Linked DNA regions of Homo sapiens: region 2 is linked to region 1. The links are chromatin loops, found by intact Hi-C in ENCODE. Cell type or tissue: heart left ventricle. All regions are shown on one strand. Links, peaks and the distances in the headings refer to the core of each region. The heading gives the core; the rest is flanking DNA.

Region 1 (15,044 bases), core at 4,807-12,806:
TGCCAGGCATGGTGGCTCACACTTGTAATCCCAACACTTTTGAGAGGCTGAAGTGGGAGCATCACTTGAGTCCAGGAGTTCAAGACCAGCCTGGGCAACATAGAGACCCCATGTCTACAAAAATATGTAAGCATAGGTTTCAGGACCCATCTACACGTCCACAGCCCAACCCCAGTCTTTTTCCCCAGATTTATTTCTCCCTTCTTTGCCAAATTCTATCTTCTAGCCAAATCGGACTGTTAGACTTTCCCAGAAGATGCTTTGTACTTTCTGCCTTGGCACTGTTGTGTTCATCCGCCTGGAAGGTCTTCCTCACCTCGTCCACCTGTTGCAATTCTTCCTCACCTTTCCAGGCCTGACTCAAATGCTGCCCCTGCCAGCAAGCTCCTTTTGCTGTCTTATCTCACCCTCCTCACCACTGCAAGTATGCCTGTCTTGTGGCACTACTTTCTGCCAGGCTGCCAGGAACCATAGTTAGTTCCTTGTGTATGCCTGTTGGTCTCCATATTAGATTGTAAGCTCCTTAAAGGCAGGGACTGTCTGATGATTATAGTCGAGTAGTTGAAAAAGCATAATCAGGCCAGGCATGGTGACTCACGCTTATAATCCCAGCACTTTGGGAGGCTGAGGTGGGCAAATTGCTTGAGCTCAGGTGTTTGAGACCAGCCTGGGCAACATGGCAAAACCCCGTCTCTCCAAAAAATAAAAAAATTAGCCGAGTATGGTGGCACAAGCCTGTAGTGTGCCACCACTGAGTGTGGTAGCATGAGCTACTCAGGAGGATCATCTGAGCCTGGGAAGTTGAGGCTGCGGTAAGCTGTGATCATGCCACCGCACTCCAGCCTGGGCAACAGAGTGAGACCCTGTCTCGAAAAGAAAAGAAAAAGCATAATCTTTGAAGTCATATATACCTGCAATCAAATCCTAGCCCCTTTGTTTATTAACTAGGTGGAAACTCTCTTTTTTTCAGGCTGTGTGGCTATACCAGTAACGTAGGGCTAGTAGTACCTGTCTGACAGAGTGACTGGGGGAGGGACATCCTGTATGTAGATCGCCCATTCTGGTGCCTGGCTCAGGATCAGTGTTCAATAAATAGTCTTGAATGGATGTGATAGGTCCTCTCCCCTCCCATGGGGCAAATGAAATATAAGTTAATTGCAATTTGGATAATTTCTGGGCTTCTGCCGTGTGCCAGACACTGGCCTTTGTGCTCTGGGGCATCTAGAGCCAAATCAAGTTCCTCAGCCCCAGGGAATCTGGACTCACGGGCACAGTTAAGTCGTGATCGGTTGTGAGATGTCACTGGTAATTAGCAATTGTGAATGAGTTTCTAAAAAATAAATCCATGCTAAGTCCAATTTATTTCTGTGATAATGTCACTCTTACTCCCTTAGATTCAAATCTGTTCTCTTGAGTGGGAGAGAGCGGGGCGGGAGCCTGCCCTGCTGTGTGTGGCGAGCAGCTGTTCTCCGGGAGCTAATAGCTGTGATGGTTGTGACTTTCCTTATACTTTGTATCTTGACAAAACTGTCTGGGATTTCATCCAAGTCTGGCTAAGTCCTTGAGGGTGCATGTGTGAGTCAATGTCACTTATCACATGGTGTCGGACATGAGGAAATGTTGAGAATTGCAGATCCAGACAGCAGGCCTCTCTTCTCTCCCTCCCTCCTCTCCTTCCCTCCACTCCTCCCTCAGTCCCAGGCACATTAAGTTTTCATTGGACCGCAGCAAAATGAGAAAAAATAAGGACCACGTAAAAACAACTTCGTGTGTTTGACTTTTCTTGAGGAGGGCTGATCTTTATTCTGCCAAATTTTCCTCTTTTGTAGTAGATGATGTATCTTCTAAGGCCCTTTTGCAGCAGAATTTTAAAATGGCAGCCCTGCGTCTGCCCACACTTTAAACTGGTCTGGGAGCCTGGCTTCTGCATCATTTCCTGACCTTACTACGAGCGTCTTGGACGAATGCCCAAGTCCTTAGGATCCTTTTTCCTCCCCTGTCAGCTTTGTTCTTCATTTGTTCGCTAGAAGGCCAAGGAAGACTGGAGTGCCCGCCTGTGTCCCCAATGTGGCGGGAAGCAAGAGGCAGGCCTGGACAGAGGCTGGATGGGTGGATGCTGAGTATCGAAGTCATCTGTGTTACTGGCTTGTCTCCTACTTGCTTGTGCCAAAGGAGAAAGCACAGAAGGTCGAGTCAGAAGGATGGATTGGGGTTCCGATCCTGGTTCTACCATTGCCGGCTGTGCACCCTCAGGCCACCCATAAAACCTCTCTGAGCTCCAGTGACTTGTCTGAGAATAGGGAGCTGGATCCTTCCCTCACAGGTGTTAGGAGGATGAAATGAGATGGTGGATGTGAAGGCACACCATAGCCACACCACTACCACCTCAGCCCCAAGAGGTTTCACAGAATTTCCTTGTGACTCTTTCCTCCTTCATTACTACCACAGTGGTTTGCACATAGTGGGAACTTGGGAGATAGTGGTTTGTTTGGCTGCACGTTTAGATGTGTAGCAGGTTGGTCTATGAAGAAGGATATCGCAGTTTCCTTCCTACTGCACCAGTAACAGGAGCTGAGTCCTTAGCCCCAATTTCCAGATGAGAAAACTGAGGCTGCCAGGTGCAGTGGCCCACGCCTGTAATCCTAGCGCTTTGGGAGGCTGAGGCAGGTGGATCACCTGAGGTCAGGAGTTCGAGACCAGCCTGGCCAACATGGTGAAACCCCATCTCTACTAAAAATACAAAAATTAGCCAGGCGTGGTGGCGCGTACCTGTAATCCCAGCTACTTGGGAGGCTGAGTCAGAAGAATTGCTTGAACCCGGGAGGCGGAGGTTGCAGTGAGCCGAGATCGCGTCACTACACTCCAGCCTGTGCAACAAGAGCAAAACGCTGTCTCAAAAAAAAAAAAAAGAAAGAAAGAAAGAAAGAAAAGAAAAGAAAACTGAGGCTTAGGGAGGTAAGCCCTTGTCTAAAACAGAACCAAGATGTGAATTCAGATCCGACGGTGGAGTCTGTACTCAGAACCACCATGACATGCTCCAGGTGTGTCCTGCAATCTCTCAGGTGCATGGTGGGTGGTACAGGGAGGCGAGCCGTGATCTAAGGGCCGCGGATGTTCCAGACATTGAATGGCTGCCCCCCTCCCAGGGGGCTGGCAGATATTTTGGGCCTTATTTCCCAGAACGCATTCATTTTTCCCAGTCCCTCCCACACACCCTAACCCTCTTTAGGATTCTTCCCAGACGCTTCAGACACAGAATAGTGAATGGTGACTGAGGTCAGTGCCACAAAAGAACAAGGGATAGCAGGACCAGGAACACTGGCCTTGACCAGGCAATGAGATAAAGGGCCCTTGTCTGTGCCCACTGTTGCTTAGGAAGAGCCTCACATCAGAGGGGGTGAGGATATGTAAAGCCCACAGATGGCCCTTGAGTGAGGAGGAGAGCAGGGGTAGTGGGAGAGGGAATAAGGCTGCCCCTGGCTTTGCACCACTGTGGGCCAGATGGGCTGGAGTCGAGCTTCTGTACCCAGGAGATTCAAGTACCCTGGCGGTGGGCACAGTTTTGTTTTTGTTTTGTTTTGTTTTGTTTTGTTTTGAGACTGAGTCTCACTTCTTCGCCCAGGCTGGAGTGCAATGGTGTGATCTTGGCTCACCGCAATCTCTGTCTCCCGGGTTCAAGCCATTCTCCTGCCTCAGCCTCCCCAGTAGCTGGGATTACAGGCATGTACCACCACATCCGGCTAATTTTTATATTTTTAGTAGAGACAGGGTTTTACCCTGTTGGCCAGGCTGGTCTCGAACTTCTGACCTCAAGTGATCCACCCACCTCGGCCTCCCAAAGTGCTGGGATTACAGGCGTGAGCCACTGCACCCAGCCACAATTATATTATTAAAAGGCTCTTTTAGACCTGACATGACTCTTTCTGGCTCCAAGAGTTCAGGCACATGCTTCTCTGCATGGAAGATTGATAAGGTTGTTAGAACCTCTGGTTCTGCTATTTTTGGTAACATTCTTTGAGGAGAGTTTTAGGACTGTGGCTGAATGACTCTAGCTGTACTATAATGATACAGCGTCATAAAAAATTCTCCTGCCTTTCTGTATTTGGAAACACATCATCTATAACGATTCCTTTTTATTCTGTCTCATCTCTTTTAGGTCCCCAGAAGTATGTGTAGTGGTTAGAAAAAGCTCTTTGTAGTCAGGGCCCTTAGTAAACTTGGCTGAATCATGGTGACCAAGTCCTGGCTGATTAACGCTGGTAGCAGAGAGCACTGTGATAACAGCGCAGAGAGCTTTAACGTTTCAAATCGCTCACATACACATACCTGGGGCTTGCAACAGCTTCCTGAGAACGCAGAGATAGGATTTAGTATCCCGTTTCATAGAGAAGGAAACCAAGGCTTAGGTGAAATTACTTGCTGACGGCTGCAAAGAAAGGAAGTGAGCAGAATGCTCGTCTTTGACAGAGCTGGTCTCCATGCCTGCACACTCCGGCTTGCGGCCCACACAGTTCTTAGCTCTGCAAGATGCTGCACAGGTCACTCTCCCACTGGCTTTTCCCCGTTGTTCCTGAGAAATGGGCCTTGGTCATACCTCTGAAGTCATGGGACATCTCAGCAGGATTCTGCATGTTAGAGCAGCTGTCACAGACCCTGACCTCCTGGAGGGTGGCATGTCCACAACTGGCTCCTGGTTCCCTCCTGGCTCCTACATGCCAGCACTTTTTAGCCTCCGGGATGAATTGAATCAAATGGAAACATCTCAGTGGAAGATGCCTAAGAAGCTGCTTCCACATTTTTCATTGTTCCCCCTTGAAATTCTCAGAGATAAACAAACTGTGTGCCCTTTTCCTTCTGTCATCAGTGTAGCCGCCACCTCTGTCACACCTGGACAAAGGTAGAGGAGGAAGCAGTAAGGCTAGGAGGACAGCCTGGAATTGGAAATACGCCTTCACATTCATGAGCAAAGACAAAATGATTCCCTGAATTTTGTGAAATAAGGAACCTGACCAGAAAGTACAATGAAATTGTGCTTGGTAATTCACCAGCTTGTAGAGAGAGACAAACAAAAACTGCTAACATCTGAGTGGTACAAATGCCCAGAATTGATGAGATAAGTGGAGCCATCTGTCCACTGGGAAATCAGAAAATACCAATGTCATTGGATGGGGGGGGGGGTCTGTGCCAGGCTTCCAGCCTCATGCGAGGGAGCCGACCAAATGGAGTGGCACCGAGTCATTGGAGCGGGGATCAAATCAAGAGCACAGCCCAGAAAGAGTGCCCAGAAAGCTCAAGGCTGGGCCAAACCAGGGTCAAGTTAACATTAGAAAAAGAGCCAGCAGGCTGGGCGCGGTAGCTCACGCCTGTAATCCCAGCACTTTCGGAGGCTGAGGTGGGCGGATCACGAGGTCAGGAGATCGAGACCATCCTGGCTAACACGGTGAAACCCCATCTCTACTAAAAATACAGAAAAAAATTAGCCGGGCGTGGTGGTGGGCGCCTGTAGTCCCAGCTACTTGGGAGGCTGAGGCGGGAGAATGGCATGAACCTGGGAAGCGGAGCTTGCAGTGAGCTGACATCGTGCCACTGCACTCCAGCCTGGGCGACAGAGTGAGACTCCGTCTCAAGAAAAAAAAAAAAAAAAAAAGTGAAAGAGACAGCAAAGGGGAAGAGCAAATATTTGATTCGTCTCCCTTCTAGGATGATAGGAGCTGTCCCAGTGGGCAGCTGATGTATGCTTGTGAGTGCCTCCTGTGTGCCCATGAGGAGGCGTATGAACAAGGGGTCAGGAGTGCCCATGCCGACAGCCGGGCCTGGATTCACACCTTAGCTGTGTCGCTAACGAGCTGAGTGACCTCAGGCCAGCGACTGACCAGCCTCATGCCTCTGTCCCTACAGAACCGAACTCCCGGGGTTGTTGCGATGACAAGGTGTGTAAATGCATGTGAAACACCGACAGGCAGGAAACCGACAGCCGTCACGTGTCATCACCTGCCTGTTAGTTACCGTGCTCGGCACCTTTGGGTTCCATGACTGTGCAGTGAAAGGAAATTTATTTGGAAATGTGAGAAATGCTGGAATAACATTATTTTGCTGTAGTTGTCTAATATAAATCATTAAAAAGGGCTTAACAACCTGGTGATTTGTATCCGCTTATGTCAGTACTTCTGAGATTAAAAAAAAAAAAAACTTTGAATTATGAGATAAATTGGGTTGAAGATGAAAGAGAAATGCCTGGATTGGCAGGAGTGCTGCCAGTCATCTCGGGTCCAGGCCCGTCTCTTTAGTAGAAGCCCCGTCGGTTAGGGAACAGCCATGTACTGAGTGCCTGCCGTGTGCTTGGCACTGTCTTAGCTTTACAGGCACTGTTTCTTTGAATTCTCATAACGGCCGCATGAGATGGATGTGACTGTACCCACATTACTGGTGAGGAGTCTGGGGCCCAGGGCCATACTGCTGGTGACTGACTGAACCAGCAGCAGCACCCAAGCCTCCCAGCTGCTGGGCCAGCAGGACAGGACCCAGTGGTCCAAGAAGGAGTAGGAAAGAACAACCAGGGAGCCTGGTGTGCCAGGGAGGGCACAGAGCAGCACCGTGCCCATTCCCCTGAAGATCAGGGCCTGCAGAGGGGCCCCCTTGCTTGCCAATAAGCCCAGACTGTCAGTGGTGACCTGAACATTTCCCTTCCTAAGCACAGCTTCTGGGAAGGAAGGCCCATGTGTGTAGCAGGAGGGAAGGCCCGTGTGTGTAGTGGGAGGGAAGGCCCGTGTATGCAGTGGGAGGGAAGGCCCGCGTATGTAGTGGGAGGGAAGGCCCGCGTGTGTAGTGGGAGGGAAGGCCCGTGTGTGTAGTGGGAGGGAAGGCCCGTGTATGTAGTGGGAGGGAAGGCCCGTGTGTGTAGTGGGAGGGAAGGCCCGTGTGTGTAGTGGGAGGGAAGGCCCATGTGTGTAGTGGGAGGGAAGGACCGTGTATGTAGTGGGTACGCGGGGAAACTGCATTTGCTCACTGCCAGCTCAAGCCTCCATCCTGCAGGCCTGGCCCACAGTCAGTATTTGTCTTGATAATGACAGTGTGGGCTTGCGGCATCGTACCAGTGTGTTCTTAACCAGGTCCCAGCATCTCGTGTTGACTCATCCTGCCGTCTGCAGACTTGCTGGCCATTTGGAAAAGGGTGCGGAGGAGTTAAGATGGGGAGGTGTCAGATTGTTACTGAGACATTTCTAATTTGCGATGTATGGTTTTGAAGCCAGCTCTTTTTTTCTGGTTTCTCCTGTTTTCTGCAGCACCCCCCGGGGAAAGACATTTTCTGCTCCCACCGAGTTGGCAGGGCCTGCTTCCTGAATCTCCTGGGTGTGTCTTAACTGCCAGTCCCAGCACCTCCTGAAAGCCCCACTCTCCTCCAGTGGTCACAGTGGAAGGATCATGGGAGAAACAGAAGGGAAGAAAGATGAGGCTGATTATAAGCGACTGCAGACCTTCCCTCTGGTCAGGGTAAGCCCCAGGGGAGGGAGGCAGGACTGCCGGCAGGGCCCACACAGCCTGGAGAGAGGTGGGTGGAGCTTGTCCCTTGCAGGATGGCAGTGGGAGGAAGTTAAGAAGGGCTCTGCTGGCTCAGACCTAGACATCTTGGAGTTGACAGTGATTCATTGTTTCATTCATTCATTCATTCACCAAGTATTGGGCCACCTACTCTATGCCGGGCACTGTTCTAGGCACTGTGGGGATGGTAAACGAGACAGGCGAAGGCCTGGCCCACATGAAATACATGTTTTAAGAACATGATCGTAGGCAGTAAGTACTATAATGAAAAATGAAGCAGGTGGAAGGAGCTGGAGAGCAGAGGTTAGCTTCTGGAGAGGTTTTGCAGATCAGAGACCTGAAGACAGAGAGCAAACCTCACAAAGACCTGGGGAAGAACATGCCAAGCCGGGGAAACAGAGGCACGGGAAGCCTGGGATGGGAATGAACTTGGCATTTTGGAGGCACAGAGAGAAGGCCAGCATGGCTGGAATGGAGTGCTGAGAAGGGTGGCAGGACATAACAGCACCAGTGGGGCCAGACCCTACAGGCCTGGCCAGCCACAGTGAAGAATGTGGTGAGAACTGTGGGTTCTGTCCTGAATCGAAGGGGGAACACTGAAGGGTTTTAAGCAGGGGAGTGATGAGATCTGTTTGGTTTTCAAAAGCTCACTCCAGCTGTTGTGAGCAGAATGGATTTGGAGATACCAGAGCAGAAGTGGGGAGACCAGCGAGGAGGCCGCTGTGGAGGCCCAGAGCGATGAGGGTGGCTGGGTGCGGCTCACGGAGTAGAGTGCGAGATGCGGTCGGGTTTAGGGTGTTCCGTGAGTGCAGAGGCCAAAGGACCTGCTGCCAAATTGGAGACTGGGTATGGGAGCAAGAGAGTCCAGGGTGGCTGCTACAGTCTGTCTTTTCCTGAGTATTGGGAGAAAAAATGGTATCAATTACCAGGAAAAGGAGATGGAAGAAGATGGGTTTGTGGGAATCAAGTTATTTTTAGACATCTAAGTGAGGCTGTCAAGTGGCCAGTTTGACAGAGTAGTCAGGAGCCCAAAGAAGAGGTTAGAGCTGGGGGTAGAAGTGTGGGAGCCCTCCCACAGAGAGGACACAGACAGGCGCGGAACACACAAGACCCCAGAGATGGAGTCGCTGGAGATGGGAGAGTGGAGGTGGGGCCCAGGGCCCTCCAGGAGCTGGGAGGAGGAAGGAAATCCAGCAGATCGATGGAGAAGGAGCAGAGGGAAAGGCCGGAGGAAAACCAGGGGCCCCAGAGAGCGCCCAGCGGCCTCTTCGGGCCTCCGGGGTGAGATTCCGTCGGAACACACTTCCATAGCCAGCATTCCCTCCGCCCTCAGCCGGCTTTCTTCCCATGTCTGTTGGCTGGAACCTGGTGCTGGCTTCGTGCCCTTGCAGAGAGCCTGGGCTTGAGAGCCCACGAGGCTCAGCTCCATGCCATGCCTTTGCCCCAGCTGCAGGCCCTCAGTCAGGAGATGGGTCACCTGCCCAGGGCTGGGCCAGGGAGGCTACCTGCTGTCCATGCCTTAAGCTTGGGACAGAGAGGCCAGCCAGGAAGGCCAGGTCACGGGCTAAGCCTGTCTCTTGTTTGTTACCCCTGCCCTGTCTCTAGCACTCGGACATGCCAGAGGAGATGCGCGTGGAGACCATGGAGCTATGTGTCACAGCCTGTGAGAAATTCTCCAACAACAACGAGGTATTGCCAGCAGTGCAGGCGGCCCCTCGTGCTTTTGATGGCCCCTGTGGGTGAATAAAGTGGCCCCTGTTCCCTGCAGTTGGCTCCAGACAGTACTGCTAGGATGAGGCCAGAGCCTTCCTTGGAAGCATTCAGTCTGGGGAAAGTCAGTGAGTGAGAGGCTGGCGCTGACTCCAGGCACTGACGGTCACACCCAGCCCTAGAGGAGCAAAGCCACAGGGGTCTCCATGACGCCCCTGCCCATGTTCCCTGCCTCAGGTGGGCTGCTGAATAGGGTGCCTTTCCCCGTGGTTCCATCCCAGTGGTGAACAGAGGCCTGCCCAGGCATCCATTCATGTATTCACTCATCCATTCAAAAAGGTGTTGAACAGGCGCTGTTCTAGGTGTTGGGGATACGGCCAGCAGGCATCAACGCAGGAAGGCCATTCATCAATCTGGTGGGGAGAGCGAGAAGTCAGTGTTGCGGCAGCCGGTGGGGAGGCAAGACACTGGCCAGTGGGAGCCCAGGCTTTGGGTCGGCCAGGCCCAGGTTCAGATCCTGGCTTCAGCCCTTCCCAGCTGTACCCTTGAATGAGCCATTTCTCAACTCTGAGCGCAGTTTCCTAGTCCTTAAATGGAGGGTGGCGATGGTGCCTCCTCACTGGGCCAGTTGTGAGGATGTATTTACTGAGACGATGGGGACAGAGTGCCCAGCATGGCACCTGGCATGGTGGGAGGCGCTGTTGGTGTACCTCAGGCGCCTGCACCTGGACTCGCCCTGCCGAGCGGGGGTCCCTGCCCCTCTAGACCTCCTCACACAGGGGGCACGTCTTGAAAGAGCAGGCACAGGAAGAAGTCGACTGTGGCCATGACTAGGGGAGTAGTCGGCGCCTCCCCAGAGCCCACTGAACGCATCAGGTACCTCGCAGTCTGCAGGGTGCCAGGTCTCTCCATCCAGTTGGTCCTGAGACTGCCTGGTGCCCCGCTTGTCCAGGTTACATCTGAGGGAGGTGGCACTGGCCCAGGAAGCCCGCACTAAGTGCAGAGCCAGGACGCAGCCCCAGGCTATCTCCAGACCTGATGCTTGCCTTCCCGCCTCAGCCAGTTTCTTCTTGACTGCTGAGTAATGTCTAGTTTTCTGTGCCTGTGTAATAGACCTGGCAGGAGGTGGCCTGCGTGGAAACCCTTTTTGAAGCAGGAGGACAAGAGAAATAGGACAGCAGGCCTTTCTCTTGCCAAGACCTCAGTGCCAGCCTTCTCCTTCCTGGAGAAGGACCTGACTCCTGCCCCCACCTGCCCTGCGCCCCCTTGATAAGTGCCCTCTTCCTTCCAGAGCGCCGCCAAGATGATCAAAGAGACAATGGACAAGAAGTTCGGCTCCTCCTGGCACGTGGTGATCGGCGAGGGCTTTGGGTTTGAGATCACCCACGAGGTGAAGAACCTCCTCTACCTGTACTTCGGGGGCACCCTGGCTGTGTGCGTCTGGAAGTGCTCCTGACACTCTGTCCCCTGCCCCGTCCCCTGCAGGGCCTTTTCCTGCCACTCATCTGGGGTGGGGAGCAGCCCTAGGCAGGTCCTGGTTTTTCCAAGGAGAGTTGGGGTCTTTTCTTTTTGTCTTTGTGTACCAGTTTCCTGAGCCACGCCCAGTGTGTGAACTTGACATCTCCATCCCCAGGCTCTCAACCGTCTCCCTCGGAGTCTCAGGGTGTGGACGGGGCAGCGGGCATGGGTCTGTGTGGGAGACGTGGGGTGGGGCGGTGTGACAGGGTAGAGGAGGTGGGAGATGAGATCTTCCGCACAGGAACACGCCAGTCCCCCTTTCTCCAGGGCTGCCTTCCCCTTGCATCCTGGGAGCCCCACTGCCCTGCCATCCCCAGTACTGCCGGGAAGTGTCGGCCGTCCTTGTCATTAGTGGTCATATGAAAATGGCCCCAAGAAGGAGATGATTCTTTCAAGGGACACAGGCAGCTTCTCTCCTTGTCCTCTGGGGAGGTGCTGACCCCTCAGAAACCCCTTCCCCCAACTTGACCCCAGGCTGAACAGACCACTGCATCTCACTGGGCCAGCAGCCCCCCCAGCCCCCAGCCTTGGTGGGGACCAAGCAGCCTTTCCCGTCCCCTCCTCGACCCGTACAGTTGAGAGCCAGGGGCTGGTGTGTGGGAGCTGCTACCTGGCAGTTTCTCGAGGGGTCACCGAGCCTCTGGTGGGACACCTGGGCAGGAGTGCTCTCACCACGAGGCTGCTTCCGCAGGGAACCCTGGCCTGCCCGCGACTTCGCATCAGGGACCGCATGCTGATTTGTACTGCTCTCTGCTGGGTTTTCTATGTTCTTTTCGAGTGTGGGAAAAGGGTTTTAGTAGAAGGGTGAATCGTATTTTACACAGCGGTCTTATTTATATAAATGTCTTGGTTTTTACAATTAAAATGACCAAAAACTGACCTCATTCTACAGTCTCTTGATGTTAGGGGAAGGTGTGATCAGTATCCTCAGGCTCAGGCACCTAGAGATGTTTCTGGTTAAACTGTGAGGCTGCTGGAAGCCCCTGGCCCAGGCATAGCCCCAGTGGACATGGCCTGGCCCCTCTCACCATTAGGTCACTGAGGTTGGGGGCCAAGTGCAGCTGGATGGGGCCACACGGACACTGAGATACGCTTGGCAGCTGGACTAAGCTACAGTAAAGATGTTTTCAGGCCCACAGAATTTCACTCAGTTCAACAGATGCTTATTCAATAGCCACTGAGGGTCAGGCCCCAGGAGCTGAGGATACAAAGACAAGCCATAGGTCTGGCCTCAGTGAGCTCTCGGTCCACTGCAGAGGACATGGGCCCCATCATTTCACTCATACGAAAAGTAACATTGTAAGATAGGGCGGGGCATTCTGGCAGGAGGAAGGAGGGACTCCAAGCCCAGCCTGGGGAGTACAGGGTCTCCAGTGGGGTAAGGCCTGACAGCCGACGCTTGAACAGAAAACGGGATCTTACCAAGGGAGAGGGCTGCTCTCAGGACAGAAAACTAGACATTACCCCAAGGCACTTGGGGTAAACGCAGGAGATGAGAAGTGACTTGAGGACAGGAGCCACGTGCAGGCCTGTGAAGCCCCCTCAGGGGTTGTCCCCTGAATCCGAGCCTCAGAAGTGAACACCCCGGGCGTGGGGAGAGCGGGGAGAGCCCGCCTTCCCATGCACACAGGGGCCCTCCTGAGATGGTCCCTAGGATACATGGGTCTGGGAGCTGAAGCCCTGTCCTTATCCCAGTCCCAGTCCCACCCTTGTGAGACTGAGCGTCCAGCACTAACAAGATCCATCAACAGATTGGCTGGGCAGCCTCATGGCGAGCAGGTAAGGTTTGCTCAGACCAGACCCATGCAGCCAAGGGGAAGGTTGCTGCCGTGTGCGCACCCGGTCCAAGAGCAGTGGGACAGACAAGAACGAGAAGGCGCAGTCGTTGCCTCAAGGCTGACCATCTGGTTGGGTGGCTTTCCAGCTGGTCCTGGCCCTCTGGGACTTGGCGGATGGGGCAGCTTCTTGGCCTCAGACCTGCCCTGGCCAGAACCCTGTGCCACTCGGGTGTTGCGGAGGGATTGGCAGAAGGGAGTGAACGGAGAGGCGGGGGCCGGCGCTGGAGGTGGGGAGCAGGCGCCGAGGCCTAGAATAGCTGCGCTGATTACCGCCCGCTCTGCATCTGTTCTCTCCTTTCATCTGCTGCACGTGGGCGCCAAAAAGCGAGGCTGGCTCAGCCGGCAACCAGGGTGGTGGGGGTGGCAGGAGCGTGGGTGCTGAGGCCCGCAGAGCTGGTTCGGGTCTGGCCCTGCTCCTCCTAACTTCTCTGTCTTCAGTGGCTCTGTCTGTAGAATGGGGATACACCGCACCCACCTCACGAGGTTGACGGGAGGCCTGGGACCGCAACTGGAACAGGTGACACCCCCGAGGTGTGCACCGCATTATCGCTGTGCCCCTCCTCTTGCCACCTGTGGACGGGGTGCTGACACCAGCTCCTCGGGGTGGGTGGAGATTCAGTGAGATGAGGCTTGTGCAGTGTCTGGCCCTCACAGTCACACCGTACGGTGGCACCACAGGTGGCGAGCAAACCTTCTACCCTAGTCACTCCTGTCACTGCAGCAGAACCCTCCTCACTTGCCTTCCCAGAAATGGGTCATTCACAGTCTCCCCTTCCTGCTCCCAGACAATGGTGTGGTCACCGTTGGGCCAGGTCAGGTGACGGAACCATGGCAGGTGTGTTTCCCAGGGGTTTCCTTGGCCCCGGTGGCTTTACTTCCACTCCCCAAGACCCATGCCAGACGTGGACACCTGGCCTTCCAGGGCCCTTGCTGCCCGTAACATTCAATAAGCATTTGATGATGGGCTGAAAGGAGAGGTCCGTGACCACGGAGAAGGCACCGTCCTTGCCACCCAGCATACAGGCTACTGAGGGCCAGACCCAGGAACAGAAAAGCAAGACAGGTTCATTTGCCAGAAGAGAGAAGACGGGGTTCAGGGAATCTGGAGTTCAGAGAAGAGAGTGACTCTCACTAGGGGGCTGGGGAGGACTTCACAGAGGAGGTGGCATTGAACTGGGCCTTGGCATTTTCCCAGGAAGGGGTGAGATGGGGGTGGGGAGGGGGAAGTCACCATTGTTTGAGGGACCAGCCGCCCGTGCAGAGTGGGGGCTCCAGGAAGCTCACAATGGGTTCAGGGAAGCCGGGCAGTGGCCGTGGATGGGAGAGGATATGGGGGTGGGGAGAGAGGACGGGCTGAAGGTGAAAGGGTTTGCTGGGGCTCAGGAGGAAGGAGGCTTCCCCCACTTGGCAGGCACTGGGCTTACCCTGATGTGTAACTCTCAGCAGACCTCCAAATTAGGGGTTGCTGTTGCTATTTACAAATGGAGAAACTCAGGTTTGGAGGATGGAGTGTCTGACCCAGGGTCCAGCTAGGGAGCAGCTGTAGCCGGGACTTGAACCTGGGCTGCCTGCCTGGATAGTCCCTGCTCTTCCACACACGCTGCATTCTCAGACCTTCCGTCCACTTCCCTCCTGCCCCGTCCCCCACAGACAGCTGGGCTCCCCGCGGCCTGGCCACGCCTTGGGCCGTCCATCTCCTAGCTGCTTCCCTCACCATCGCCAGGCCTCCCCTGCACCCTCCACGGCAGTTGCAGCATTTATAGTGGAGGCAGTGACCACAGGCCTGCCACCAACCCCGCCTCTTCGCTGCCATCTGCAGTATGGGGAGGAGGGCCTCCCCCCACTAACACCCCAGTCCGCTCTGCTGGGCCCAGCCAGAGTCAGTGTGGGGCAAAAATCGGAAACCTTGTCTGGACATGTCTAAAGGGAGTCACAGGCCCCAACCCCAGGGCCTGTCCCTCTGCCTGGGAGAGCAGTGAGTGCCCCGCCAGATCAGAGAGAGTGAACCATAGGTCCCCTTGCTGGGACTCCAGAACCACAGGCCTCCCAAGAGTGGGGAGCAAGAGGTGCCGAGGCAGTCAGTGTGAGAAGGTGGAGGGTGAGGGCTTGGTCACGAGGCCTTGTGTCGCCTGTGGAAGGGAGCGTGCTGCCGCGGGGACAGCCAGCTTTGAAGCTCTCTGCGGGGCCTTTGGAGAAATCTGGTGAATATTTCATGTTGCCTTGGAAGAGGTGCAGAGAAACTCCAGCATCTTGTTTAACCTACTTCCTGCTTCTCCAGAGGACAGACCCTACAGGTAGGCAAGGGGGTGTGCCCTTGGGCTATGGGGGCCCCCCTCAAACCAGTGTCCCCCACCCACGCCCCACAGCAGGAGTGAGAACTGTGCAGCAGAGGCTCAGCTCCTTAAGCGCAGAAGCAGGCAGCATCTGATTGTGTCCAGG
Region 2 (15,044 bases), core at 2,781-10,780, 150 kb before region 1:
TGTCTCAAAAAAAAAAACAGAAAAAAGAAAAAAAGAAAAGGAAAAGAAAAGAAATGCTCTTGGGTGGTGTGGGGCAGGGGATGGGGCTCCCAACAAGGGTGGAGTTTGCATCAAAGCTGCTGGGGGCCAAGCCAAGGTAAATGTCAATAATTAATTCCAGGGTCCCCAGATCCTGCCCCGTGCCTTTTGACTTAATGGCTACTTGGCTGCAAATGAAAAGAAAAGAGAGGGGAAGGGCTGAGACCGTCTATGACTCCCACAGCTGGTTTTCATTGGGCATCTGATTCCCAAATGTTCAGTTCCTAAGTCAGAAAGATGGGAGTGGAATGAGAAGGTGAAGAGGAAGAGAAAGGCATGGCAGGCAGAAAGCAGAGCCGAGCAGAGGAGAGAGGCGAGTAGAAGCCAGGTGTGGGAGAGGAGAGGCCAGAAACTGCAACCTGCTGTTGCTTCAGGGAGGTGGCCTTAGGGCCAAGAGGAGCAGAAACAGGGGTGAGCAGGCAGCAGAATCAGCACACAGAAGGCCTTTTAAAAAAGTGTGGCATGGGCCAGGCGCAATGGCTCACGCTGTAATCCCAGCACTATGGGAAGCCGAGGCGAGTGGATCACTTGAGGTCAGGAGTTCGAGACCAACCTGGCCAACATGGTGAAACCCTGTCTCTACTAATAATACAAAAATTAGCCAGACGTGGTGTCACGCGCCTGTAATCCCAGCTACTTGGGAGGCTGAGGCAGGAGAATCGCTTGAACCCGAAAGGCAGAGGTTGCGGTGAGCCGAGATTGCACCACTGCACTCCAGCCTGGGCAACAGAGTGAAACTCCGTCTCAAAAAAATAAAATAAAAATAAAAACAAAAGTAATGTATAGTAAGATACACACAACATCAAATTCACCATTAAGTACATTCACAGTGTTGTGCAACCATCACCACCGTCCATCTCCATAACTTTTTCATCATCCCAAATGGAAACTCTGTAGCCATTAAACACCAAATTTCCATTTCCTCCTACCTCGGCCCTTGGTAAAATATCACCAGTTTACAAAACACGCAGGATAGCGTCTACCTCAAGCCTGCAAGTATGAGTTTATAATCACTAATTCTTGTCTGTTTTGTTTTTTTCTTTTTTTTTAAATTTGGAAGGCACGTAGGATTGTAAAGGTTAGCTGCCCAAGTTTGTCCAGCCACCACTCAGAGAGCACAAATGGTAGCCCCGGCATTGCAACTTTGGGAGGCTTGAGATGGTAGACATTGTTTGTTATCTATATAGGGTTGACTGTTGTAGCCTGAAATGTTTGGCTCATTCTTTTAAAAAAACTAAATCTTCTTAGAGTCTTTCCTCTAATTGTGCTCAAGTGAGCTCCAGAATCAGATTAAATAACCACAGATTCAAAGTGTGACAACTGTATCCTGTTTCATTATACAAATAGAAGTCTTGGGAAGTTTGCAAGTTGCCCAGAATACAAGCACTAGGCAAATTCAGATAGTTTGCAAGATTAGAGTCCAATCCTGTGGTCATTGGTAGACAGGCAAATTTAATTGAAGAGGTGTCACTGAATTCAAAAACTGAAAATACTTCAAAAAATAACATTGAATCAAATAGGTTTCAAAATTATTCCATGCAAAGGGAGATTATGGATAAAGGGAGTTGGCAACTGAGCATGCTAAATCAAATTCAGCTTTCATGATAAAATGGATTTACTATTTGCATTTGTTTAACAATGCCTCCCTAAAAGTCACCAGCTTCAAGAGTTATACATTGTATTGAAACGAATCTTAACTTATTAGGGGAAATAGTCATAGCAGGTAGCCAGTAGCCAGTGACAAAATACCAGCTGTGAAAATTGAGGCAAATTGAGAAACTAGAAGCTTTTCCACTAAGATCAGGAACAAAGCAAGGATGCCCCCTCTCTCACACTGCTTTTCAACATCTTACTGGAAGTCCTAACTAATGCAATAAGACAGGAAAAGAAATAAAAGGTATACAGATCAGGAGCAAGGAAATAAAGCTGTCTTTGTCTGCAGATAACATGACCATTGTCTTCGTCCATTGGGGCTGCTATAACAAAATATCTTAAACTAAGTGATTTATAAACAATAGAAATGTATTGCTCACAGTTCTAGAGACTGGGAAGTCCAAGATCAAGGTGCCAGCAGATTTGGTATCTGGTGAGGGCCCATTCCTCATAGATGGTGGAAGGGGCAAGCATGCTCCCTCTGGCCTCTTTTATAAGAGCACTAATCCCATTTATGAGAGTGGAGCCTAATCACCTTCCAAAAGCCCCACCTCTTAATACTATTGCATTGGCTATCAGTTTTTAACACACACACACACACACACACACACATATATATATATATATATATATTTTTTTTTTTTTTTTTGAGATGGAGTCTCGCACTGTCGCCCAGCCTGGAGTGCAGTGGTGCAATCTTGGCTCACTGCAAGCTCTGCCTCCCAGGTTCATGCCATTCTCCTGCATCAGCCTCCCAAGTAGCTGGGACTACAGGCACCCGCCACCACACCCGGCTACTTTTTTTGTATTTTTAGTAGAAACGAGGTTTCACCATGTTAGCCAGGATGGTCTCGATCTCCTGACCTTGTGATCCGCCCGCCTCGGCCTCCCAAAGTGCTGGGATTACAGGCATGAGCCGCCGCACCTGGCCTAACATACAAATTTTGAGAGGATCCAAACATTCATACCACAAAGCATTTGTCTACATAGAAAATCTTAAAGAATTGTCAAAAAGAAACTTCTGGAACTAATAAGCAATTATATAAAGGTTGCCAGATACAAGGTTAATATACAAAAGTCAATAGCTTTCCTTTATACCAGCAATGAGCAGGTGAATTTGAAATTAAGAACACAATACCATTTACATTAGCACTCAAAAAAAAGAAATACTTTGATATAAATATAGCAAAATATGTACAAGATAGATATAATGAAAACCATAAAACTGATGAAAGAAATAAAAAACTAAATAAATGAAAAGATATGGCTGGTCACGGTGGCTCATGCCTGTAATCCCAACACGCTGGGAGGCCGAGGTGGGTGGATCACAAGGTCAGGAGTTTGAGACCAGCCAGACCAACATGGTAAAACCCCGTCTCCACTAAAAATATAAAAATTAACCAGGTGTGGTGGCGTGTGCCTGTAATCCCAGCTACTCAGGAGGCTGAGGCAGGAGAATCACCTGAACCCAAGAGGTGGAGGTTGCAGTGAGCCGAGATGGTACCATTGCACTCCAGCCTGGGCAATAGAGTGAGACTGTCTCAAAAAAAAAAAAAAGAAAAGAAAAGATATTCCATGTTTATGGATAGGAAAGCTTGATATTGCCAAGATGTCTATTCTTTCCAATTTCATCTATGGATTCCATGCAATCTAAATCAAAATGTCAGCAAGTTATTTTGTGGATATCAAGAAACATTCTGAACTTTATATGGAGAGGCCAAAGACCCAGAATAGCAACATAACACTGAAGGAGAAGAACAAAGTTGGAGGCCTGAAGTTAGCTGACTTAAAACGTATTTAAAAGCTATAGTAATCAAGACCATGTGGTATTGGTGAAATAGACAAATAGATAATGGAACAGAATAGAGAGCCCTGAAATAGACCCACATAAACAGTCAACTGATCTTTGACAAAAAAGCAAAGGGAATACAATGTTATGGTTTGCTTGGTCTCCTGCCAAGTCTCATGTTGAAAGCCAAGTCTCGTGTTGAAGTTTGATCCCTGATGTTGGAGTTGGGGCCTAGTGCGAGGTGTTTGGGTCATGGGAGTAGATCCCTCCTCAAAAACCTGCTGCTGTTCTTGAGGTAGTGAATGAGTTCTTGTTCTATTCATTCCTCGAGAGCTGATTGTTTAAAAAAGCTTGACACCTTCCTCCTCTCTCTCTCTTCCTTCCCCTCTTGCCATGTGATACCTGCTCCCCTTTGCCTTCTACCCTGAGTGGAAGCAGCCTGAGGCCCTCCCCAGATGCAGATGCTGGCACCATGCTTACTGTATAGCCTGCAGACTGCAGAACCATGAGCCAAATAAACTTCTTTTCTTTATAAATTACCCTGCCTCGAGAATTCTTTTATAGCAATACAAATAGACTAAGACACAAAGATCCTCTTTTTTTTTTTTTTTTGAGACAGGGTCTCACTCTGTCGCCCAGGCTGGAGTGCAGTGGCACGATCTCGGCTCACTGCAAACTCCACCTCCCAGGTTCAAGCAATTCTCCCGCCTTAACCTCTCCAGTAGCTGGAATTACAGGCACCCACCACCGCGCCTGGATAATTTTTGTATTTTTAGTAGAGACAGGGTTTCACCATGTTGGCCAGGCTGGTCTTGAACTCCTGACCTCGGGTGATCTGCCCACCTCGGCCTCCCAAAGTGCTGGGATTACAGGTGTAAGCCACCATACCTGGCCCAATAAATGGTGATGGAACAACTGGACATCCATATGGAAAAGAAAAAGTGATTCTAGATACAGACCTTACACCATTTATAAAAACTAACTCAAAAAGGATCATAGATCTAATTGTAAAATGCAAAAGTATAAAACTCCTCAAAGATAACATAGGAAGAAACCTAAATGAGTTTGGTTATGACAATGACTTTGTAAATACAATAACCAAAGGCCTGACCCACGAAAGGAATAATTGATGAGCTGGACTTGATTAAAATTAAAAACTGCTGCTCTGCATGTGTGGGGCAGGGAACATATGGGAAATCTCTGCATCTTCAAATTTTTCTGTGAACCTAAAACTGCTTTTGAAAAAAAGTCTTTAATTAAAAAAAAAACTTTTAAAGAAAAAAATGAGACAAATGAGTTGACAAATTCCTGAGAAAGCAAAGTAAATCGTTTGTCAAAATAATTATTGGACAATACAAAACTAGCCCAAATCTAAAATTTATAAATTAAAATTATAATTATATAAAACAAGTTTTGGAATGGATGTAAAATTTCTTTGGGTCCAAGAATGATCTTTTTCACCAATTCCCACTATTCAGATGTTGTTGAACACATCAGCACTGTGAAAGAAAAAACAAGTTATGGGGGAAAATATCTCAGAGTAAGTGGATCTGATTTTTTTTTTTTTTTTTTTTTGAGACGGAGTCTCACTCTGTTGCCAGGTCTCCAACTCCCCGGTTCAAGCAATTCTCCTGCCTCAGCCTCCTGAGTAGTTGGGATTACAGGCATGTGCCACCATGCCCAGCTAATTTTTGTATTTTTAGTAGAGACGGGATTTCACCATGTTGGCTAGGATGGTCTCGATCTTCTGACCTCATGATCTGCCTGCCTGAGCCTCCCAAAGTGCTGGGATTACAGGCATAAGCCACCACGCCTGGCCAGATCTGACTTTTAAGGCTACAAATAAACCACAGACTGATGTCAAATAGACAGAAACATTTGAATGCTGTGAAAAGACAAATGACACCCACAAAATACAAGGAAGAGAGGCACAGTTAAGATGTATAAAAAAGAAGGTGGTGGCTGGGTGCGGTGGCTCATGCCTGTAATCCCAGCACTTTGGAAGGCCAAGGTGGATGGATCACCTGAGGTCAAGAGTTCAAGACCAGCCTGGCCAACATGCCGAAACCCCGTCTCTACAAAAATACAAAAATTAGCCAGGCATGATGGCAGGTGCCTGTAATCCAAGCTACTTGGGAGGCTGAGGCAGGAGAACTGCTTGTACCCGGGAGACGGAGGTTGCAGTGAGCCGAGATCATGCCATTGCTCTCCAGACTCAGCGACAGAGCAAGACTCTGTCTCAAAAAAAAAAAAAAAAAAAAAAAAAAAAGGTGGCTTTTGGCTTATTAAAATATTGTACTTTTTTTTACTTTTTTTTTTGAGATGGAGTTTAGCTCTTGTTGCCCAGGCTGGAGTGCAGTGGCACGATCTCAGCTCACTGCAACCTCTCCCTCCTGGGTTCAAGCAATTCTCCTGCCTCAGCCTCCCAAGTAGCTGGAATTACAGGTGCCACGACCACACCTGGCTAATCGTTTGTATTTTCAGTAGCGACAGGGTTTCCTCATGTTGGCCAGGCTGGTCTCGAACTCCTGACCTCAGGTGATCCACCCATCTCGGCCTCCCAATGGGCTGGGATTACAGGCATGAGCCACTTCAGCCAGCCTTGTATACTTTTTTATTTTATTTTATTTTGAGACAGAATCTCACTCTGTCACACAGGCTGGAGTGCAGTGGTATGATCTCGGCTCACTGCAACCTCTGCCTCCCAGGTTCAAGCAATTCTTCTACCTCAGCCCCTTGAGTAGCTGGAATTACAGGCGCGGGCCACTACACCTGGCTAATTTTTGTGTTTTTAGTAGAGACAGGGTTTCACCATGTTGGTCAAACAGGTCTCGAACTCCTGACCTCGTGATCTGCCCGCCTCGGCCTCCCAAAGTGCTGGGATTACAGGTGTGAGCCACTGCGCCTGGCCTCTTATTCACTTTTTTAAAAGAGGATTTCAAAGCATCTGGAAAACATGCCTGCTGTTGGAAACCCTGCACGGCAAATTCAGTTTGCAAGCGTCATTCAGATGTTGGTTGACGACAATACACCCGCCTCTCGGGCTGAGCGGTTGCGCCGTGTTGGGTCCTTTTTCTGTCACTCGGTGACACTCCAAGTTCTGTGCAGTCCTTGGTACAAACAAGGCATGGTTTGGAGGGAAGGGACGATGGTGTTTGCATTGCTTGGGGAACAACCCAGCTAGCATTTTCCACATACTCTGCATATACTATCCAGTTTATGACACTGGAGAATCTTGCGTCTTCTGCTGGGAATCATTGGCTCTTCCTCCCCCATATTCACAGAATCTTGCCAGTCTTCGAACAGGTGGGGGTCAGTGACTGTGAGAACAGGCACCCCAGTCCCGGCTTTGAGTCTCCGTTCTGCTCCAATCTGCCCAGGCGTCTCCTTTCACTACCAGCTGCTAAGTAATCTCCTCTCCGACAGCTCGGCCAGGGCGACTCACAGCGCCCCCTGCCCTGCAGCCAGTGATCTATCCCGCTGCTCATTCCCCGGGGATCTGCCACCTCCAGCGCCGGTGCTGCCATCTGCTCTGGCCGCAGCCCGCCAGGGGACGCAGGGCCCAGGACGGGCAATGGGGGGGTGCCGCCCTCCCCAGCCCCCTCTGCGGCAACCCCCCCCCCCGCCCCCGGCAGCCTGAATCCCACCCACCCCGGGCCGCGACACTCCCACCACCGCCCGGGTGGCACCAGGCTCGCGCCACGAGCCGGGGTTGTGAGGACTCAGCGACTCTAGCAGCGCCGCGCACTGGGAATCTTTGAACAGTGCGTTGATCTTTGTGTTTTAATTACCACTGTCGCCCTTAGACCCAACACTCTAGTTTCTATTTATTTATTTATTTTTGAGACAGAGTCTCACTCTGTCGCCCACAGTGGAGTGCAGTGGTGTGATCACGGCTCACTGCAACGTCTGCCTCCTGGGTTCAAGCGATTCTCCTGACTCAGCCTCCTGAGTAGCTGGGATTACAGGCACCTGCCACCACGCCCGGCTCATTTTTGTATTTTTAGTAGAGACAGAGTTTCGCCATGTTGGCCAGACTGATCTTGAACTCCTGACCTCGGGTGATCCGCCCGTCTCAGCCTCCCAAAGTGCTGGGATTACAGGTGTGAGCCACCACGCCCGGCCTCGTTTTTAAAAATGAGTGTTTTTAAACACTCCTATTGGGAGGCTGGGCGCAGTGGCTCACACCTGTAATCCCAGCGCTTTGGAAGGCCGAGGCAGGTAGATCGCCTGAGGTCAGGAGTTCGAGACCAGCCTGGCCAACATGGCGAAACGCCGTCTCTACTAAAAATACAAAAATTAGCCAGGTGTGGTGGTACACATCTGTAATCCCAGCTACTTGGGAGGCTGAGGCAGGAGAATCACTTGAATCTGGGAGGCAGAGGTTGCAGTGAGCTGAGTTCACACCACTGCACTCCAGCCTGGGTGACCAGAGCGAAAACCTGTTTCAAAAAAAAAAAAAAAGAATTATTATATTGGGAGTATTTTGTTGTTTTTGTTGTTGTTAATTGAAAATCCATACCAATACTGAGAAAATCTCTCATTTTTTGTGTGTTACTGGCAAAGAGAAAATGGAAGAATGGCAACTAGAAGAACAAAACTTGGACACAGATGAGTGTCTATAAACGAGGGCCCTGGGCTTGGGGCTGAGGCTGGGTGCCAGTCAGTGTCAGCTCTCAGGAAGGGAACTGGGCAAAGGGATTTCTGTCCTTTTTGGATTTGTGTACCCACTTGTTTTGGACAGAAGAGGCTGGGTTATGCTACAGGAACAAACCTCCATGATCTCAGTGGCCTAAGTTCATGAAGCCTTTTTCTTGCTTAAGTTAAATATCCATGAAGTGGAGAGGGGCAGTCTATACCCAGTCCTCACTAAGGGACACAGGCTGACACAGACCCCTGTCTGGAACATTGACCACAGGGTCAAGGCAGTGATGACGCACGTTGTTCCCTGGCCGTTAAAGCTTGTACCTGGCAGGGATGTGTCACTTTCACTCCCATTTCATTGGCCAAAGCAAATCACGTGTTCACACCTAACCTCAATGATGCGGGAAAGCCTGACTCCACCATGGGCCCAAAAAGGGAGAAAGGGATGTTTCAGTGTAGCGACAGGATGATGACCAGCACATCATCCTGTCACTGCACTTGGTCAACTTCTTTGTGAAGGTCTGAACCAATAAGTAAGCCAAGGAAAAGGGAAGAGATGTGATCATTGGAAAGAAGCCACATTTGTCATCATTTCTAGGTTATTTTTCTATCCCCTGTCCACTTAAGAGGGCCATGCCTGGCAGAAGTTTGCATCAGTGCCCAGCCCACAGAGGCATGAGTAGGCCTGGGCACGGAGTACACAGTTACCCAGTATGCTCCTTACCTACCTGGCACCTCTTGGCTGACAGAAAAGCAAAAAGCTTCAATAGGTGAGAACCAGGGGAAAGAGACTTAAAACAAAGTATTAATAAATCATATTCACATAGGGCTTCTCGCTTGCAAGTTATAGTTTATGTCTGTTATTTTTTAATTTTCATGGTTATTGTAGTAGATATGTCACACTGTATCTCCAATTCACCAAAATGGATCAATGACTAAAAAGAGGTTCTATAAAATGCAAAGTAATGATGAAAATGGCAGCATAAATCCTCAGAAGGGCACTGTAAACATAATGAGTAAATGGTTCTGCAATATAACTATGGAAATACAAAACTATATATTCAAGGACAAACAAGTTCTTGAGTGGTGATTTTACACATGCAACCATAAATGAAAATTGTGAGTCTAAGTTCAGTGAGGAATACTTGAACATTTCATTTATTGGACAAGCAATCCATTTGCCCCTAGTCCTCGATATATTACTGTTAAAATGAAAATGCTGATATATAGTAGTCTGGAGCCATAAAAAGTGTTTCTCATTATCTTTAGAAAAAGCAACCAATTCCATTTTTCCAGAATAAGCACAAAATAACTTTCTAATGTAAAATTGATTATTCTTCTTATTAAAGGTGCGGAGGAGACTAAAGCTACAGAAACATCATTCTAAATTGCTGTCCTCTTAGCAAATGCACCTAGATATCAGTCGTAAAATTGCCAAGAAGACCGTAAATCAGCTCACAGATCATAATGAAGACTGTGCTTGGAGAGAGATCCAAAGGATATTGACAAAGCTCCTCTATCAGATAACAGAGCACACAAAGCAGAAATGCAATTACTAGTGCACACACATGTTAGCCAATACTTTGCTTTTGAGCAAACCAAACTCCTCATGTGCAAGGCATAAAACAGCCCTTGGTGCATGTGGGGTTCAAATATGAGGGAAAAATGCTGCCTGGCTTGTCGCTTTGTTTTTCGTGCCAAAGTATGATAAGAGGCTTTTCATTTACAGATTATTTACTTTGTGAGTCATGTGCTAGAAATGGCACTTCAGGACCCGTGCCAGAGTTGAAGCCGCTGTGGCTGAGCAGCGAAGAGCTTTGCTCTGTGAATAAAAGAGGTTGTTCCTCATGCTGCTTTATTCACAGAGAAGAGTTAATGGTCAACAAAATGCTTCTGGACCCTGATTCAGGGTTAAAGGAAGTAATAAAAAGAATACAAACTTCGTCTAATTCTGGATGAGCTCAATATTGGCACAGCTTTTCAGCCTGCTGTGAGGAAACACAGGTAGTATGCAGGTCAGTACACTTCCAGTCGGGGATGACAGAAATTCAATTTCAAGTGGATTAAACAATAAATGGAACCAATTAAAGCATTTGTGATGTCAGGGCTCTGGCTCTGGCTCGCTGCAGGTGCCTTGGCTCTGTTCTCTTCCTTGCGTTGCCTTCTTTTCAGACCAGCGTCTCCTGTGGTAGAAAAATTGTTACAGCAGCGCCAAGCCCACAGTACGCCCCACCTATCTGGACCAACAGAGAGTCTCTGTCTCCCACAATTCCCAGGAAGGTCCTGAGGTTAGCATGGATTAGACTGGCTCAGGGCACGTGTCCACTCCTGAGCCAATCACGGTGTGGCTGGGGGTGGAACCCACTTACTGCTCCACCCCTGCCCTGATGGCAGCAAACAGCAAAGCAGCAGCAAAAAGGAGAGAAGGGAGTGAGGGAAGAAAGGAGGAGGGAGCAGAGGAAGGGAAGGAGAGAAAGGAGGGAGGGAAGAAAGGAGGAGGGAGCAGAGGAAGGGAAGGAGAGAAGGGAGGGAGGGAAGAAAGGAGGAGGGAGGAGAGGAAGGGAAGGAGAGAAGGGAGGGAGGGAAGAAAGGAGGAGGGAGGAGAGGAAGGAGGAAGGGAGGGAGAGAGAGGAAGAAAGAAATGAAGATCTCATGGATATGAGAACATAATTAATGTTTCAAACACTCTCTTTAAATTTAAAATCATTGATGAAACTCTACTTTTTTTTGAATTACAATTGATGATCTATGAATGTGCCAAATGCCCATTCAGTGGTCTGTGGTGTGAAACGTTGAGAAAGGATGCCTCGAGATGCTTCTAACACCTAAAAATACCCCTTGCAGGCCAGCTGTGGTGGCTCATGCCTGTAATCCCAGCACTTTGGGAGGCCGAGACAGGCGGATCACTTGAGGTCAGGAATTTGAGACCAGCCTGGCCGACATGGTGAAACCCCGTCTCTACTAAAATACAAAAATTAGCCTTGCATGGTGGTGTGCCCCTGTAGTCCCAGCTACTTGGGAGGCTGAGGCATGAGAATCACTTGAACCTGGGAGGCGGAGGTTGCAGTGAGCCGAGATCACGCCATTGCACTCCAGCCTGGGCAACAAGAGTGAAACTCTGACTCAAAGGGTCATGGACCCTTTGCAGATCCATGTTCTCCTAAGTAGCAAATACTTAGGCAATTATTACAAATGAATTCCCCTAATAAAACTCTCCTCCCACCTCCTCCTCACAGGACATGGAGTCAGTGCATGGCAGGGAGAGAGCTGGGAGCGTCAGGCCAGGCTTTCCACTGCGGTGTCTTTCTGGGTGTCAGCTGCACCACTGTCCTGAACTCTGTGCTGACCGGGCACTAGTCTGGTGTTTGAGACCACAGTGGGGACAGCACCAGCCCCACGTCGTTGGCGCTGTCTACAGGCTGTCCCCACCAAGGCAGCCCCTCTCTCTGCCCGGTCCTCTGTGGCTCTGCTTCTCCTTCAGCTCCTTCATCCTACCCCCTTGTCAGTCTGGTTTCTCTGTTTGTACAAGGATTTGACACCTGTCCCAAAAGGGCACCCTCAGCTCTGGGTCTCCTCACCTTCCAGGTCTGACAGCCAAGGCTAACCTATGATAACCACTGGTTCTCGATTCTAAATCTCCAGAAGAGAGAATCTGATTTGTGCAGCCTGCATCAGGCATCCACTCCTGGACCAACCAGGAAGCCTACGGGGCCCACCAGTGTGGGTAATATGAGAAACATGCTCACCTGTCCAAACCCAAAGGATGAACTTAGAGACATAGAGAATTGCAGAGGTGAGACTTGTGTTGTTGTTGTTGTTTTGTTTTTGTTTTGTTTTGTGACAGAGTTTCACTCTTGTCACTCAGGCTGGAGTGCAATGGTTCCATCTCGGCTCACCGCAACCTCCGCCTCCTGGGTTCAAGTGATTCTCCTGCCTTAGCCTCCCGAGTAGCTGGGATTACAGGCATGCACCACCATGCCCAGCTAATTTTGTAGGTTTTTTCTTTGTTTTTGTTTTTTTTTAGTAGAGATGGGGGTTTCTCCATGTTAGTCAGGCTGGTCTTGAACTCCCGACTTCAGGGGATCTGCCTGCCTTGGCCTCCCAAAGTCTGGGATTACAGGCATGAGCCACTGCGCCCAGCCAGAAGTGAGACTTTTAATGACAGTCTTGCAAGATCTGGTGTCTGGTAGGCAGGCACACCCAGTACAGTTACAACAAGCAATGTATCCCCTAGTAGGCAAGTCCCTCCCCCGGTTCCTCATAGGCTGAGTACCATGGGGTCACCATCTTCCCAGACATCACCTATTGGTCGTTGGGTTGGGGCTTTTAGGTGTTTACTTTAGGGTTGTCTCGCTGCAGTTTGTTGTGGCCCATAATGCACTGCAATCATAGTCAGCTAAGGTGCTCTTCAAGTATTTGACTTATGACCCAGGTGGCCAGGCAAGCTGATAAGAATAGATAAAGTGAGCTATTTTTCAGGCTAGTAAACTTTCATTCTAGACTAAACGCTTTGCTTTGGGTGGGGGTAACTAAGGGGGCCCTGACCAGCAGGGGTCTAGTATATCCTGTCCATCCGCAGGTTGTGGGCCCAAGCCTATTTGAGGCACTTTGCCTTGGAAATGGGCCACCGTAGACATTATTTCCTACAGTAGGAGAGAAGCTTGAAGCAAAGGGGACATTGACTCCGTAAGTACTTTAAAGCATGTCTACAAATCCTTTGAAAGACATCCTGACATCCTCCAAACGTACCTTGTGAAGACGGCTCATAAGGGCAACGCAGCCTAGATGGAGCAACAGGTGGACAGTCTCAAGCCGACCGTGCAGAATTAGGAAAAGCCCCAGCAGACCAGAAAAATCTCCATTCCCTGGTGACATGGGGAGAAAGCTGGCCTGACATGGCTCCAGAGCTGGCAGCACCTCTGGGTCCTGATAGAAGTCTGGGTGGCTGCCAAGCTGAGTCATCCAGGAGCTAAGGGAAACGACCTACCTGTAGCTAAGACCAAGCCTCACACCCCATCACCTGGGCTGGATCTTGTTCTCCTGCCAGATCTGTCGTATCTTTATTGGCTCTCCCAGTGACGGCTTCTGTGGTTGGAAATCATTCATTAGTTTTGCTGCCTGAAACTGAACCATAAATGAGGCACTGAGACAGGGGAAAAGCCTGGTCCATGTCGAGATCTGAGCTCAACCCTAGACCTAAGCTCCTGACTCCATACCCTGATTAGCAACAGCTGCCATCACAAAACCAATTTTTTTTTTTTGAATTTCGCTCTTTTTGCCCAGGCTGGAGTGCAATGGTGCAATCTCAGCTCACTGCAACCTCTGCCTCCTGGGTTCAAGCGATTCTCTTGCCTCAGCCTCCTGAGTAGCTGGGATTACAAGCACATGACACCATGCCCACCTAATTTTGTATTTTTAGTAGAGCCAGGGTTTCACCATGTTGGCCAGACTGGTCTCGAACTCTTGACCTCAGGTGATCCGCCCGCCTCGGCCTCCCAAGGTAGTGGGATTACAGGCATGAGCCACCATGCCCAGCAGACAAAACTAACTTTCTAAGCTTTTAACATGACCCTCAGACATTAACCAAGATGCTTGTCTAGACCACAAGCCCATTTTTCTTTTGTAGAATTTGCATTTCTCTCCTTGCATAAGAAGGAAGTATCCAGTGATGGTGAGAAAAACATGGGATCAGCAAGACCTGGGTTCGAGCCCTAGATTCCCCACTTAGGAGCCACAGAGTCTCACTCAGGAGGCTCACTTCTATGAGGCTGAATCTTGATTGGGAAATTTGTGATAAATCTCCTATGAGAATTAAGTGAAAGACCCTAATATCAAATGCCTGACACATACTTGGACCTCAAATTTGAGCCCTTTTGCTCTCCTTAGAGGAGGGATGAAAGCATAACTTATCCTGAGTGCAGATGCACCTCATTTAATTGGGATTCACTTTACTGAGTCACAGATGCTGTGTTTTTTTTTACACATGGAAGGTTTTTGGCAACCCTGCATCGAGCAAGTGTATTGGCATGATTTTCCCAACAGTAGGTACTCACTTTCAGGTCTCTGTGTCACATCGGTAAATTCCCACAATATTTCAGACTTTTTCATTATTATTATATCTGTTACAGGGATCTGTGATCAGTGTCTTTGATGTTACCACTGTAATTGTTTTCAGGCATCACAAACCACACCCACATAAGACAGCAAACTTAGTTGATAAATGTTGTGTGTGTTCTGACTGCTCCACCAACAGCTGTTCCCCATCTCTCTCCCTCTGCCCTGGCCTCCCTATTCTCTGAGATGTAACAATATTGAATTTAGGCCAATTAATAACCCTACAATGGCCTCTCAGTGTTCAAGTGAAAGGAACTGTCACATATCTCTTGCTTTCAATCAAAAGCTAGAAATGATTAGGCTTAATGAGGAAGGAATGTCAAGAAACAAGATAGGCTGAAAGCTAGGCCTCTTCCACTATGCAGTTAGCCAAGTTGTGAATGCAAAGGAAAAGCCTTTGAAGGAAATTAAAAGTGCCACTCCAATGAGTACATGAATGATAAGAAAGTGAAACAGGCTTACTGCTGATATGGAGAAAGTTTGAGGGGTCTGGATAGAAGATCAAACCAGCCATGACATTCTCCTAAGCGAAAGCCTAATCCAGAGCAAGGCCCTAGCTCTCTTCAATTCTATGAAGGCTGAGAGAGGTGAGGAAGTTGCGGAAGAAAAGTCTGAAGCTAGCAGAGGTTGGTTCGTGAGATTTAAGGAAAGAAACTGTCTCCATAACATAAAAGTGCAAGGTGAAGCAGCAAGTGCTGATGGAGCAGCTGCAAGTTGTCCAGAAGATCTGGCTAAGATCATTGATTAAGGTGGCCATAGTGAACAA

Evidence for each region. Hi-C counts contacts between places; a loop is a spot of excess contacts. Peaks named below come from ENCODE experiments on the same cell type or tissue, not always from the same donor. Only the 100,000 strongest peaks of a DNase experiment are listed, where the experiment ranks them.
Region 2: a loop joins it to region 1, with 1.9 times the contacts of the local background. A loop is called at or near these places in 3 of 110 quality-filtered maps.

The regions. Positions count from the first base shown.
Region 1 is chr22:38,775,110-38,790,153 of GRCh38, reverse strand. It overlaps DNAL4 (dynein axonemal light chain 4), which reads left to right. Exons shown (of 4, transcript NM_005740.3): 2 at 7,284-7,491; 3 at 9,145-9,228; 4 at 10,541-11,646. The coding sequence starts at 7,423. The coding sequence ends at 10,705. Among named protein-coding and RNA genes, the nearest start is that of DNAL4, 12 kb to the left of the region's middle. RefSeq lists an enhancer at 9,987-10,487. In heart left ventricle, for the core only: no CTCF peak of the experiment used is centred there; DNase peaks (open chromatin) are centred at 7,533, 8,913 and 12,793; H3K27ac peaks cover 3,191 bases.
Region 2 is chr22:38,919,420-38,934,463 of GRCh38, reverse strand. It overlaps LOC105373032 (a long non-coding RNA gene), which reads right to left. Exons shown (of 3, transcript XR_938256.2): 2 at 12,914-13,288; 3 at 8,005-10,347. Among named protein-coding and RNA genes, the nearest start is that of APOBEC3A, 31 kb to the left of the region's middle. In heart left ventricle, for the core only: CTCF peaks have their summits at 6,983 and 10,332; DNase peaks (open chromatin) are centred at 6,973, 9,944 and 10,503; H3K4me3 peaks cover 1,447 bases; H3K27ac peaks cover 2,197 bases; H3K27me3 peaks cover 371 bases.